Regions from separate parts of the Homo sapiens genome. Here region 2 is linked to region 1. A link is a contact called in ENCODE Hi-C data. All regions are on one chromosome and are shown on one strand. The core of a region is the stretch at or near the end of the contact, and the rest is flanking DNA. Distances in the headings are between cores, read along the strand shown.

Region 1 (6,574 bases), core at 2,244-4,743:
TTATTCTTGGTATATATCTATAAACAGAAATTATAGCACTGAAAGTATTTTTAGAAGTTTTCAAGCCTAGAAAAGAATTGCATTCCATCTCCCTGCAGGGTTGAGGGTGATTGTGCTTCTCAGCACTGAAAAACAAGGGCGGAAGAATAAAATTCCTGAACACTGTAATTTGCCTACTCCTTCTGCCAATTTTTTTTAATTTATAGCCTTGCAAAAACTGATTTTGATCAGATCCTTTAAGAAAACATTTATAAAATTTTCATTATTATCTCTTCTTCCTTAGTATAATCCCTGCCCTTTATGTAATACAGAACCAGTATGTCAATAAATAGTGTTATTAGTGTTTCAAAGTAAGATGAATGAGTATTCGATATTTTTGTACAGTGATTTTTAATAGCATGCTTGTATGTTTAACAAATGTTGTGTTTATAGATACAAAACCTGACTATCCATTTGAATTTTTAAATATTTGTATTCGGACTATCAGTGAGAAGCTTATGTTACCGCACTGTTTTCATAGTATCTCAGACCCAGGCCTAGGTTTTGGTTTGTGCCTCTGTTTTAGTTGGATATTACATTACCCCAGGAAGAAAATGTCTCTGTAGGTAGAAAGAAAGGGAGGAATTTCTATGTTTTATTCATTTCCTCTCCCATATATGAGATGGCATTAGTTTCTACTTTACTACCTCAAACAAATTTGGGTACATGCACAATACTCAAGACAGCATCCTAGGAATTAGTTGAAGGAAATCAATATAAAGTTTTTTTTTTCTTTTTTGGCGGGGAGCAGGGAGAGCTAGTATTTCTTATACCACAGCTCAGTAAAGTAAATATTCTTGCCCCAAGACTTGGACTTAAGACTTAAATCATAGTCACTATGTTCCCATTATTTCTAATTCTAATATATTTTATTTTATGGTTATTTTTCATACTTTTCAAGCCAAGCCCCAAGACTGGAGTCTTACTACCATCAAAAACATGGGAGTTTTGCCCACAGTAAAATTTTCAGCAAGGGGGGAATAATTTTTTTTTCTTTTTCCCTACTGTCTATGCTTTTTTTTTCATTCCTAAACCAAAATTTCAATGATAGAGCTACCCAATATTTTGTGCCTAGCTATTTTCCAAAATGGGACATATTTGATCCTATAAAAAGACATTCTATTTATTCAAAGTGCTTATTTTAAATGTTCCTTCATTCAAGGTGGTATTTTTCTCAGGCATCCTACAGAGAAATTAAGTAAAATTTAATCATGTTCCTATGGCAAAGGAGAAATTCTCCGCTGTTGGCAGAATTGAAATTGTGAGTGTAAAATCACTATTGTATGATGATTGGTGATTCCATTGTTCTCCAGTAGAGGGGTGGAAAAGTTCTTTTTCATAGTCACTTCGTTTATTGACTAGTTAACACAGTCATAAAATCCTTTGGCAAGGAACTGATTTTCTTCCTTTAAAAGTAATCAAGAATCTATGGTTTTAAGTGGGTAAGAGGGGAGGAGAAAGGGTCACTTCCTGGAGGCCTGTCTGGTTAAACTGGTTAGGCAGTCTAATTTTTCCAACAGTAACCAGAGTGTGAAGGTAATGAGGTATCATGGTTCAACGGTTCACGCCCATGGCAGAGAGAGTTTGGACTTTTTCTCATAAGCTCTGTGCATTATTTGCAGGATACATTCAGTCATCTGAATTCAATTGGAAGTTCAGGTCCCAAGTGTGGGAACTATCCTTATATATGAGGTGGGAGGTTTAAATGGAATTTTTCTAAAAAGTCAGTTTAAAATTGAATGTAATTTTTAATTTAAATAATATTTATCATCCCCAGAAGTGTAGCAGCTTCCTAAATTACAAAACAGAAGAATCACACTAAGAAACTCAAAGAGATCACATCACAAATTAAAAAACAAAAACAAACAAACAAAAAGAACCTCAAGAACAGAGACTCTTGAGTCTTGAGTTGAGAGCCACCTTTACAGGGCAGGTAAATGGCTACTGGAAGACAACAGAGCTAGAATTTCCACTCTTCCTTTCCATTAGTAGGTGCCAGTCTCCCATATACTCCTAACACAGACAATATGTGTAAAGGCTCATTCTTATGAGTTTTTAGTGTGTAACGGAGTGTTTTATTGTCTCATTCTTGTCAGTTCTTAGTGTGTAACAGAGGTAGCCTGTCTCTTCTGCCCACAGATCTCTCAAGGTGTACAAAAGTGCCCCATTTCCCCCCCATCCCACCCATATTTAAGATAAACAAGCTCCTTCTATAGCCCTTCGGGGGTCTACTTGTCATTAAGTGCTCTCTCCCCAGTGCTACTGGAGTTTGTCATCCAGGGTATGATGGTTCACAGGGGGCTTCCAGAAACCCAGATCAGAGTAGGATTCTGCTGTTATGTTGGGACAGCCAGAACTACTAATAGGTCTCCAAGAAGGGGTATAAAGATGGATTTTCTAATCAAGTTGCTCTAGGCATTCATAAGAGGACCTTCGATGCAGCCCTTTTCTGGAGTCAGTGATCCTAGAAACTCTGAAACTACTGACGATATCAGAATTAACTTAGGGATAGGACTCAAGTATTAGAAGTGTCCCACTACCCGAGCTCTGCCCGTCTTTCCCTTCTCTCCCCAACCCCTCCCCCTCTTTTCAATAACAACAAAAAAACAAAATTGACAAAAACTTTCAATTCTCCTCAGAATCCAGCTCCTCTCTTTCATTCCAACACAAAAGAGATCATGCTATTTCTCATCACCAATATTAGAACTTAAGGGCCCCTCAGGATGTACCCAGGCCATAGAACATCGAAGACCTGTACATTCTTTAGAAGAGCAAGAAGGATGCATGCCATTTCTTTTGGCCAATAACTCCCTTTTCATCTACCTCCTTTGATGCAAGATACTCAGGGAGACTTCTTGGTACGGAAATGAAAACAAAACTCTAGTTAAGGTCTCAGCAAGTCACCCTCCTAGCTTAAGTTTTTGAGAAGATGCATGTGACAGGGAAGGAGAGTTGCATCTGAAGAGAATCAAAATCCCCTCTTCCTTCAAAAAGGAAGAAAGGATAAAAGAAAGTGGAGAGGATAGATGGAGGGAGAAAGGGAAAGAAAAAGAGAAAGGAAGACAGAGAGGTAGAAAAAAGAAAAGAAAAAAGAAAGAAAAAAAGAAAAATAAAGAAGGGCTCTCAAGGGAGGAAAAAAGGAAAAGTGAAAAGAAGAATAAAATTTTAATTATGTGACAAAATATTTGAAAAAGCAACTCTCTAAGTTATTGACATTTTTATAGTGGTGATGTGATGGACAAGGCTTGTCATAAAACGTTAAGGTGACACTATAAGTTTCAAAATAATAAAAGGGTGCTCTTGCTGAAGCATGTGATAAGCCCCATACCCATGAGCTGTAAAAGAGTACATTAAACCTGGTCACCCTGCCCAGGCATTATAGGATTGCACACCCAGGACTGTTCTAGTGATGACGAGGTTGTTGAAACTCTGCCAGCTGACTTTTGAACATGGTGCCTGTGTAACCTAATTCCTTATTCATTAAACAGTCTGCTCCCTCACAAGCAGTTTGTGTGCCCATTATCTTGATGGGACCCATGCAGGATTGCCTCTGTCTTCACACTTGAGTTTGCAAGATCCCTGATGACAACATGGATTCCTACCACACAAGAAAACAAAGCAAATTTATTGAACTCCCAATTGAAAACAGTAGCAAATCAAGCTTGCTTAACCAAAATATTTCTCATAGAAGATTAGGTTATCATTTTTAGGGTGATGCTCATGAATATTAATTTCTCAACAAGGACTGACTAGGAATCCCCCAGTTCCCTAATGGAAATTAGCAATTCTCCAAACCAGCAGAAACTTATGTGGTCAACCATTTCAGTTTGCCAGGGACTAAGGGATCACCTAGGATGTGGGACTTTTAGTACTAAAACTGGGGAAGTCCCAGGCAAACCAGACAAGCTGGTCACCCCTAGGGAAACTCCCATTACTCACCATTCTCCTTTCGGCTTCCTCAGACTTGCAGCTCACAGGCTATCCTCAGAGTTCTCTAGGACTGAGCTTCTACTTTGATTTTCACAAACATCTATTTATGTAACCTGCCCCTCCACTGGACACAAGGGCGGAGAGATGTCTCAATCATTTTTATGTTCCAACCTCTGGCTTAGAAGAGCTTGCTGAACTGAGATAGCCAAACAACTGAGTTGATCTTCTGCTGAATGTCAACTGAATGGGGACTGTGATACCCTCAGGTAAGAACTGTATTTTCTGCACAGTGTACACACTCCCTGCCTCCCTAAATTAAACTTAGCTTGGAAAGGACTAGAATCTCTTTTAAAGCTTCACTTTCTCACATTAAACTATGTGGTTTTCTGAAGACTCTTTCATACACTGGCATAGAATGCAGTTCAGGAGTCAGACTAACCTAGATTCAAACCCAGGCTCCACAATTCACCATCTCTGTGACCTTAAACAAGTCATCTAACATCTCTGTACATTACTTTCCTCACATATGTCTTTCATCGTGCTGTTGGGAAGACCAAATGAGACACCTATATGTAGACTGCTTAGCTCTTAGCTTTATGGTAAGAACCAACATATGGTAGTTATCATTATTCTACTTGGAGTTTTCTTTCTAAGCACCAAGGGAGCAAAGATGAGACTAGTTGGAAAACAATACGTTTAATAAGATATCCCAAGTTTTTTTTTTTAAGCCCGGAGGCTCTACCATCATGTATTTTTTTTATTTTTTACACCAAACTTGCACTTTTATAATTATGATAATCTGTCTATGCCTATAATGAGCACAGTACTATAACCTAAGGCAAAAATCACCAGCAACTCTACTATGTACACGGCAGGGAAGGGGGAAAGCCTCATCTCCCCACCCTACCCCCCATTTTATTACTTAAACTTCCCATTATGTGAGCCATTTATTCAATTTTTACTGAACTTTTCACAAACCAGAAAGCCACTGGAGTTGGTCCAACCACTATAAAATTTTACTGCTCTTTGTTATTGCATAATAATTCCTAAGAGTTAACATTTTACTTTTCTTCTAAAATAAGGGATTTGCTTAAAGCAAGAAATCTCATTATTACTACTAATGATACTAAACCCAGTACATTATTGCTCTACTAAGAACTGATAAATTATCAGAACAAAGTTTAAAGTTTGTTCTTTATATTATAAGAGAAAATATTATATTTTCTCTTTCTCCTTCCCCTTCTCTTCTTCCTCCTCTTTCTCCTTATTTCTAATTACATATTTATGTTTATGTACCCAAGGAGTATGTCATTCTCTGAGGATGCAAATTGAAACAACACAGAAATAATACTTATTCAATCATAAGTGCTTAACGTGCTTTATAATGATGTCTCTTTCAAAATGCTCCGTTTAAGTCTGTTTATGAGATGCTGCCACAATAGGTATTTCTGATAAAATACCGCATATACATTCCCCAGAACAACACATCCTGCAAAAGCATGCACTAAAAATAATGCAGCTTATATAAAATAAAGAGTTAAGAGAAAACCACTCAACACTCATGCAATTTTGAGAATTCTGAGAAGGTGGTGGTAATGGTATAGTTTTTGAAGCCCCCTAAATAAATCTTTCTTCAAAATAAAAAGCAATTAAGATCCCAAAACATATACAACAAAATCAGATGACAAGATATCCTCTGAATTCCAAAATCCAAACAGGAGAAGACAAAATACCATATATATTCACAATCTTATGACAAAATGAAGTTTGTAAGAAATATATATATAGTATATAATTATATTTGCTGTGACAATATACCTATATTACAACTATAAAAATGGCAGAATGGGGACGCTATCAGAAAAGTAGAATAATCTTGATGATTATCTTATAGTTACTAAAATAAATCCAATTATTTTAATACTGATTAAATTGATGCAGAATACTAGCTAATATCAATATATCTCATAGAATGGACTCAATAGACAACAAAGGCAGGGGCAGAACAGGAATGGGTAATTTTTTTAATGTTAGCATAAAAATTAAAACAAAAGAGCAAGCCTTTATTAATACCAAAAATATATACTTTAAAAATAGAAGAAACAAATAAAATGAACCACCTAGAGAAAGACACATTCTTCAGTGAAAAAGGGAGAGCAGAGAAAATTGTGTAGTATGTGCAATATTTTAATTTAATTGTTTCTGACAACCTTGAGAACCAGGATTCTCAGGAACCAAAAAAAAAAGAAGACATAAGTGAAAGATAGAAGAAGTTAAATTTAAAAAACTTGTGCGCCTAAATTTGAACTGGAAGTGTCAGTAGGAATCATAATATAGCTTATCTTTTTAAAAGATATATTTCTTAAAATATGTATATTATGTGTATATGTATATATACATAAATGCATACACATACATACATACATGATATACATAGATCCATTAGCATTCCTATGTCTGGATTATAATTTCTAATACCATTCTCGAAAAACTAAAAGGACTGGGATAGAAAATATACAAGATGAGTCTGCAGCATCTTGTCAAACCGGATAGCAAGGAAACTATCATATACTACAAGGTTCATATCAGCAGGATGCAAGAGTCA
Region 2 (6,574 bases), core at 1,218-3,717, 330 kb before region 1:
ATGTTTGTAACACAAAGAAATGATAAATGCTTGACATAATGGATACCCCATTTACCCTGATGTGATTATGCATTGTGTGCCTGTTTCAAAATATCTCATGTAACTTATAAATTTGAGTCTCCCCTGCCTGGTATTCCATCACGCGTGGTCCTGCCATCCTGAGATGTCAGCAGAGCTGGGGTTGGTGTTGGAAACACAGGCGTTCTTCACTTTCCGAATGAGCAGTGGCTTCCTAGAGAAGGCTCATCCTGGAAAGTCAGGGTGGGGCTGCAGGGGAGCTCTCTGGACTTACACTCGGGGGTCCTCAGCCATCTCTGCCTTCAGGTGGCACCAACAGGATCAAATGTTAATTTTTTCTCATGGCTCAATGACCACTTTTTCCCAGGCTACTTGGCTTTCTTGTGGCTTCCCACGTTTCTTATCTGCATCTGCAGTAGACACAAGTTTATATCTATACTTTAGAAGCAGACAATGGAAGGAATAAAACCACATTCCTCATTTATTAAAGGGAATAAAATTAAATGTCTTACTATAAAAAAAAATAAATAAATTTGCGTACCTACTATATATCCACAAAAATCAAAAATAAAAAATGGTTTAAAATAAAACAAATTTGAAATTAAAAGACTACTTTTAAATGTGACATTTATTGTCAGTTTTACCTCAATAAAGTTGCTAAAAAATTATAACTGATTAATAACAGCTCTACAAATCATAATGTGTCATATCCAGCAAAAATACTAATCAGAAATTCATACTTTTAAAAGAGCATAATAAAATGAGAAAGGGACTAAAAATTAATGAGCTAAGAATCTGCTGAAGAAGTTAGAAAAATAAATAATATAAACCCCAAAAGAAAAATCACAAAGGATAGGTTATATATTCAAAGGAAGTAGAAGGAAAAAATATAAGGTCTGCTAATATTAAGTTTTAGGAAAGCAGTGAGAAGCAAGAATTCTTGTACATTACTTCCGAAAGTGTTATTTGGAATAACCATTCAGGAAGAAAACTAGCTGAAGTGAAGTTAAAGATATGCATATCCTCATTTCCTCCTAAATCTGTTTACCTTACAGAAGTTTTGTGCTGTACATGAGGATGCATATACACAGATATACTTGTGCATATACAAATAATGCAACATTGTTTGTGACAGCAAAATAATTTGAAAATGTAATTGTCTTTAAATATGAGTGGAAAAATGAAAGTTCAGTCATGAAACAGAACATTATATAGCAGTTATAGCTAATAATATAGATCTATCAACATGGATAAATCTCTAAAAAATGATGTTGGGCAAAAACTCAAGATGCAAAAGGAAATGTACAATGCTGGTGAATCGTTTTTGCTTTTTGTAGATAATTAAGTATGTGACAAATGTTCAGGGTCATTGATGGGAATGGCACACACTTTCTTAAGGACAGTGGGTACACGTGGGGAGGTAGGGAGGACAGACTTCAGCTGAATTTGCTAAATTTCATTTCTATTTATTTTTTAACTCTGTAATGTAAATTAAATATGACAGAATAGATACAGGGTTGTTATATATCTATATCCTGTAGGATATTTTAAATTATTCAAAATTAAAATGTTTAATTTAAAAATATTTAAAAGGTATGCATAAATGTGTAACTATTAGAATGTTCATTGAGCATTGATTTTTTATTTTAAAAGAAACTAGAAAGAGCATAAATGTCTAATCATATGGAAATTATTCAATAAACTGTAGTACGTTAATAGAATAAGATAATAATCATGCATTAAAATAATATAGTTAAATAATACTTGATAACATAAAATATGTTAAAAATAAAATAATAAAAAATAGATTAAGATAACTGAGTACTATATTATTCTATTACTATACTATTCTAACACTATTAGAATAGTACTATAGTATTCTTCATGACATGTTTGTATATACGCATATCTACACACATGCAAAACCATGTGGAAATAGTTATAGAAGGAAAGTGATCTGTTTCCTCAGGATCGAGGGCTTTTTCAGGACACAGGACTTTCAATGCCAAAACCACGAAAGTCTCAGGTAACTGAGACAGTTGACCACCCTATCCGGAAGATGCTGCATAAAGAATGAAAACGAGCAAAGTAAAATTTTAACTCAAAATATGGCACAAGATGCAGTTGGAATTCCCTTACTGTGTGTGGGGAAACTAGCTATAATTTCTGCAAGTTGAGAACATAAAAAGGCTAGTTCTGGTGTTACCTGATAAGAACAGATAGAGTTTCTCATCAATTTTGTGAGCATAGCTGGACAGGTCAGAGAATATCAGAGCTGGAAAAGACACATCTTTTCACAACTCCTCTCTTTAGAGATTAAAAAACCAAAAAGTATGTAAAACAGTAGTTTACAACAACTGGTAATTTAGCCCTCAGGAAACAAGTGGCGATGTCTGGAGACATTTTTTATTTTCACAGTTGAGGGTGCTACTGGCATCGCACTGGAAGAGGTCAGTAATGCTCCTAAGCATTCTAGAATACAGAGAACAGTTTCTCACAACAAAGAATTACCTAGCCCAGAATGTCAATAGAACTAAGGTTGAGATACCTGGTTTAAGACATTTCCCCATTGATATCACAACTAGATCCTGCCAAAGAAGTTTCCATTGTCCTGACCTTGTTCAGCATTCTTGTCACTATGTAAATTTGGAGGGCTGTTCTCTAAATGTCAAGCATAAAATGGACCTTTCGATTATTTCATTTCTTCCTGGATATAGTTTATATATACCACTCTCCACTTACACTTCTTCATTCTTTTGGGTATATTTGTATCACTCTCCTGAGTTAATCCATTCTAGACAAATATTATTCTTAAAAAACAGCCATCCATCAAGTCTGAAAAAAAATAAAACCTCGTCTGAAAAACAAATTGGTTGCAATTGTAGATTCATCTGGTTCCTTGATATATATCTGTAATGCTGATTTAGTACTTCTGATAAGCATTTCCCCAACTGCATCTTTTTAGCAGCATTAGAAATAATGGCTAAAAGAAATGAGTCTTTTCATTTGCAGTATCTACATTTGGAGAGTATTTTAAATCAAATTGATTGCTAGGATATTTGTAATGTCCAAATGTTTGATTGCTTTGCTGTGTACCATACAGAAAAGTAGTAACACAGAGGCATGCCATTAAACAGCCTTGTTGTTTTCTTTCTTTTTCTTTTCTTTTCTTTAGTTTTATGAAGCTGCAATTAATAGAAGTAATTTAGCAGCTGTTAGGAGAAACTGCCTAGGATAGTTTGTGTATGTATCCAGTGCTAGAGAATTTTTGCTCTGTTGTAGATCTTTATCTATACTTAGTTGTGTTTAGGATTTATGACAAAGCCGTGTGTTAATATCTCGATTATCATTCTGGTAAGAGAGGAAGCATCGTAGTTTCCTCTTAAGAGAGAATAATAACCTAGAGAGATAAGGAATATGACCTTGAAGTGTTTTTGTTCATGCATCAAGACTCAGTTCATGCATAAGTATGCTGAGGGAGTAATCAAGGTGGCTGTTTCTGTCTTCCGTGACTGCTGGGTGTTATTACCCAAATCAAGCACATTAAAGACATTGTGGAGGACATAGGAAAAGAAATGAGACTTTAAGTATATGCCTAAAAGGTATTTTTAACTTAAGAGTCTGTCTAACAGGGAATCATTTTTCTTTTGAGGAGCAATGGATGGTCAATATCAGTTATTTGCCAGAATGTAAGTTAAAAAGAGTGTGCCCTAGGTGGGCACTTTTGAAGATAATTTTGTTTTTGAAAAAATAAAAATTATTTTACAATTATTCTACATACCATCAAGAACATTGCTCTGTTCAGATACTATATGACATCAAAGCATTCCAAGTATTGCCAGAATTTAGTGCAGAGATGCAAGTTTGTGAGTGATTAATAAAAACCTCTTGGCTTAAGTAATAGAGAAAGTAATGAGAAAATATCAACACATGAGTTTAGCAAAATAAAGGCATTTAATCTTATCTAGACACTCAGAAATTATTTGGCACAATCTCAAGTTAATCATTCTGTTTACAGGAAAAAGAAGCTTTTAGTACAAAAGAAATTTTTTCCTCTTAATAAAGTGCAAAATAAGAAAACAATTTTTCTTTTGTCCAATCATTGGAATGATTGGAATAAGGAAATGTGAAAACCCACTGAAAAAGAATCTGGCTTTAAAAAATGGTACCACTGAGTGTCCCAAAGTTTGTTTCTCTTGATGTCTTGAGATTTCAATGTGTGCCAGAATAACTGGGCTGTGGCCAAAAATTCAGGCTAGCATTGAGATTCTTTTCTACTGCTGTGAAACTGCACCAAAGAGTGCAACTACAGGGACTCTGAAATGTGCTCTCACTTTGCTATTGTAGGAATATTAATAGCTGATTTCATAACCATTCATTGCCTTCAGAAAACAGGTACTTTTTTTCTATCAAAGACCATTAAAAACAGTCATAACACACATATAAATACAAAATAACTTGTTGGTTATAGCAGCATACTTTGGATGTTCATGCCTTCCAAATCTCGCGTTGAAATGTGATCCCTAATGTTGGAGGTAAGGCCTGGTGGGAGGTGTCTAGGTTGTGGGGGCAGATCCCTCATGAATGGCTTGGTGCCCTTCTTATGGTAATGAGTGAGTTCTTTCTCTGAGTTCCCGAGACCTGGTTGTTTAAGAAGGATGTGATATCTCTTTCCTCTTCTCTCTTGCTCCCGATCTTGCCTTGTAATATGCTGACACCCTCTTTGCAGGGCACAGTGGCTCACACCTGTTATCCCAGCACTTTGGGAGGCCAGTGGGCAGATCACAAGGTCAAGAGATTGAGACCATACTGACCAATATGGTGAAACCTCGTTTCCACTATATATATATATGCACAAAATTTAGCTGGGCATGTTGGCACGTACCTGTAGTTTCAGCTGCTTGGGAGACTGAGGCCGGAGAATCGCTCGAACCCAGGAAGCAGAGGTTGCAGTGAGCCAAGATCGTGTCACTGTACTTCAGTCTGGTGACAGAGCGAGACTCCATATCAAAAAAAAAAAAAAAAAAAAAAAAATCTGCTCTGATTGTAAGCTTTCTGAGGTCTTCACCAAAACCTGATGCCAGTGCTGTGCTTCATGTATAGCCTCCAGAACCATGAGCCAAATACATCTCTTTTCTTTATAAATTACCCAATCTCAGGTATTCCTTTTAGAGCAACACAAATGGAGTAACAAATAGTATAAACAATTTTTACCCAACAACATCCTGCTTTTACTTTCAAGCAAGCTATGAAAACATTGATGAATATATACAGAATGAATGAATTATTCATATAAATTTTAGGCTCATATATTACCTTGCAGATTTCCCAAAAATTTCAGAAATTGGTTATTTACCTTTCAATCTTTGCTTTAAGCAAGATGAATCCCATTTATGGATGAAGAAACAGGTTCAAGACTGTTGCATGTTTTGCATAAGGCTACAAAATTAATAAATGCTTGGGATGAGAATAAAAATGGTGTCTTTTGTACTAATGTCTTTTATCTGACTGACAAATAAAAATTATACTATCTTTGGTGAGAGATAATATAATCTAGAACATCTACAATTTTTTCATCTCAAATTCAGAAATCTGATAAAAAATTATATATCATGCTAAAAAAGAGAACAATATATAAGAAATCAACAAAATAGCCGGCAAAAGAAAGAGAACAGATGGTTTAGTCTTTAAAATAACTATAAAATAGTCAATAAAATAAACACATTAAGAATTTGAGCAAGGAATTAAAATCTATTTTTAAACAGGCAATTCTAGAAGGGTGCTATCCAATACAGTAACTACTAGCCACTTGTTGCTATTTAAATTTAAATTAATTCAAGTTAAGTAAAATTTAAAAGTCAGTTCCTTAGTTACACTAGCTGCATTTTAACTGCTCAGCAGTTAGATATGGTTGGTGGTTACCATGTTAAATAGTGAAGGATACAGGACATTTCTATAATCCTAGAAAGTTTTATTAGACAACAATGTTCTAGAAATAGAAATTATAATAATTGAAATTAAGAAAGCCATAAGTGGGTGTCATATCATACGAAATACAGCAGAACAACAGATTAGTAAACTGAAAAAACAGTAATTTGTAAACATCTAAATTTGTAATGGCAGAGTGAGATCAACAGACCTTTCCCCCCAAAAAACAGCTATTAAAATGGATAAAATTATTTAAAAACAAAAACAAAAAACATCAATAAAGTCTCTGGATAGAGTCCTAAGGACATACAGAATATGGAGAAACTCTCTTAAAGAAAATCTACTAATCTCAGTAAGAACAGTCAGAATCTGTGGCAATTGCACCATTACTTGTTCCCTTCCTTACACCCCACACCTGCTCAGACTTACGGAAACCCTACTCCTGGCACATGCAACCAAGAAGTCAGACACTCCCTCTACACTCAATTTTAAGTCTAAAGCTATAGTTTCACTGGTATTTCTCATACCTCTTAGCACTGTATAGCAAAAGTATATTTTAGGTGAATAAGGCCAAAAAATCTGAAACTCTTTCCACACCTAGCACGTACTTACAGGGAAGAAGCTGTAC

Evidence for each region. Hi-C counts contacts between places; a loop is a spot of excess contacts on that map. Pooled maps may share reads with other maps.
Region 2: a loop to region 1 is called in a pooled map, with 2.4 times the contacts of the local background. The contact joins the promoter of LINC02392 here to the enhancer-like site in region 1. A Hi-C loop is called at or near these places in 3 of 37 single-sample maps with no recorded cell type and 3 of 50 pooled maps.

What each region holds. Positions count from the first base shown.
Region 1 is chr12:89,957,735-89,964,308 of GRCh38, reverse strand. All of the region lies in intron 6 of LOC105369890 (a long non-coding RNA gene), which reads right to left. Among named protein-coding and RNA genes, the nearest start is that of LINC02399, 13 kb to the right of the region's middle. RefSeq lists an enhancer at 3,849-4,078. Within about 2 kb of position 3,493, at least 5 of the 41 ENCODE cell types and tissues checked have a DNase peak (open chromatin) inside an H3K27ac peak, as active enhancers do.
Region 2 is chr12:90,289,211-90,295,784 of GRCh38, reverse strand. It overlaps LINC02392 (long intergenic non-protein coding RNA 2392), which reads right to left and starts at 2,467. Exons shown (of 3, transcript NR_135018.1): 1 at 2,225-2,467; 2 at 293-428.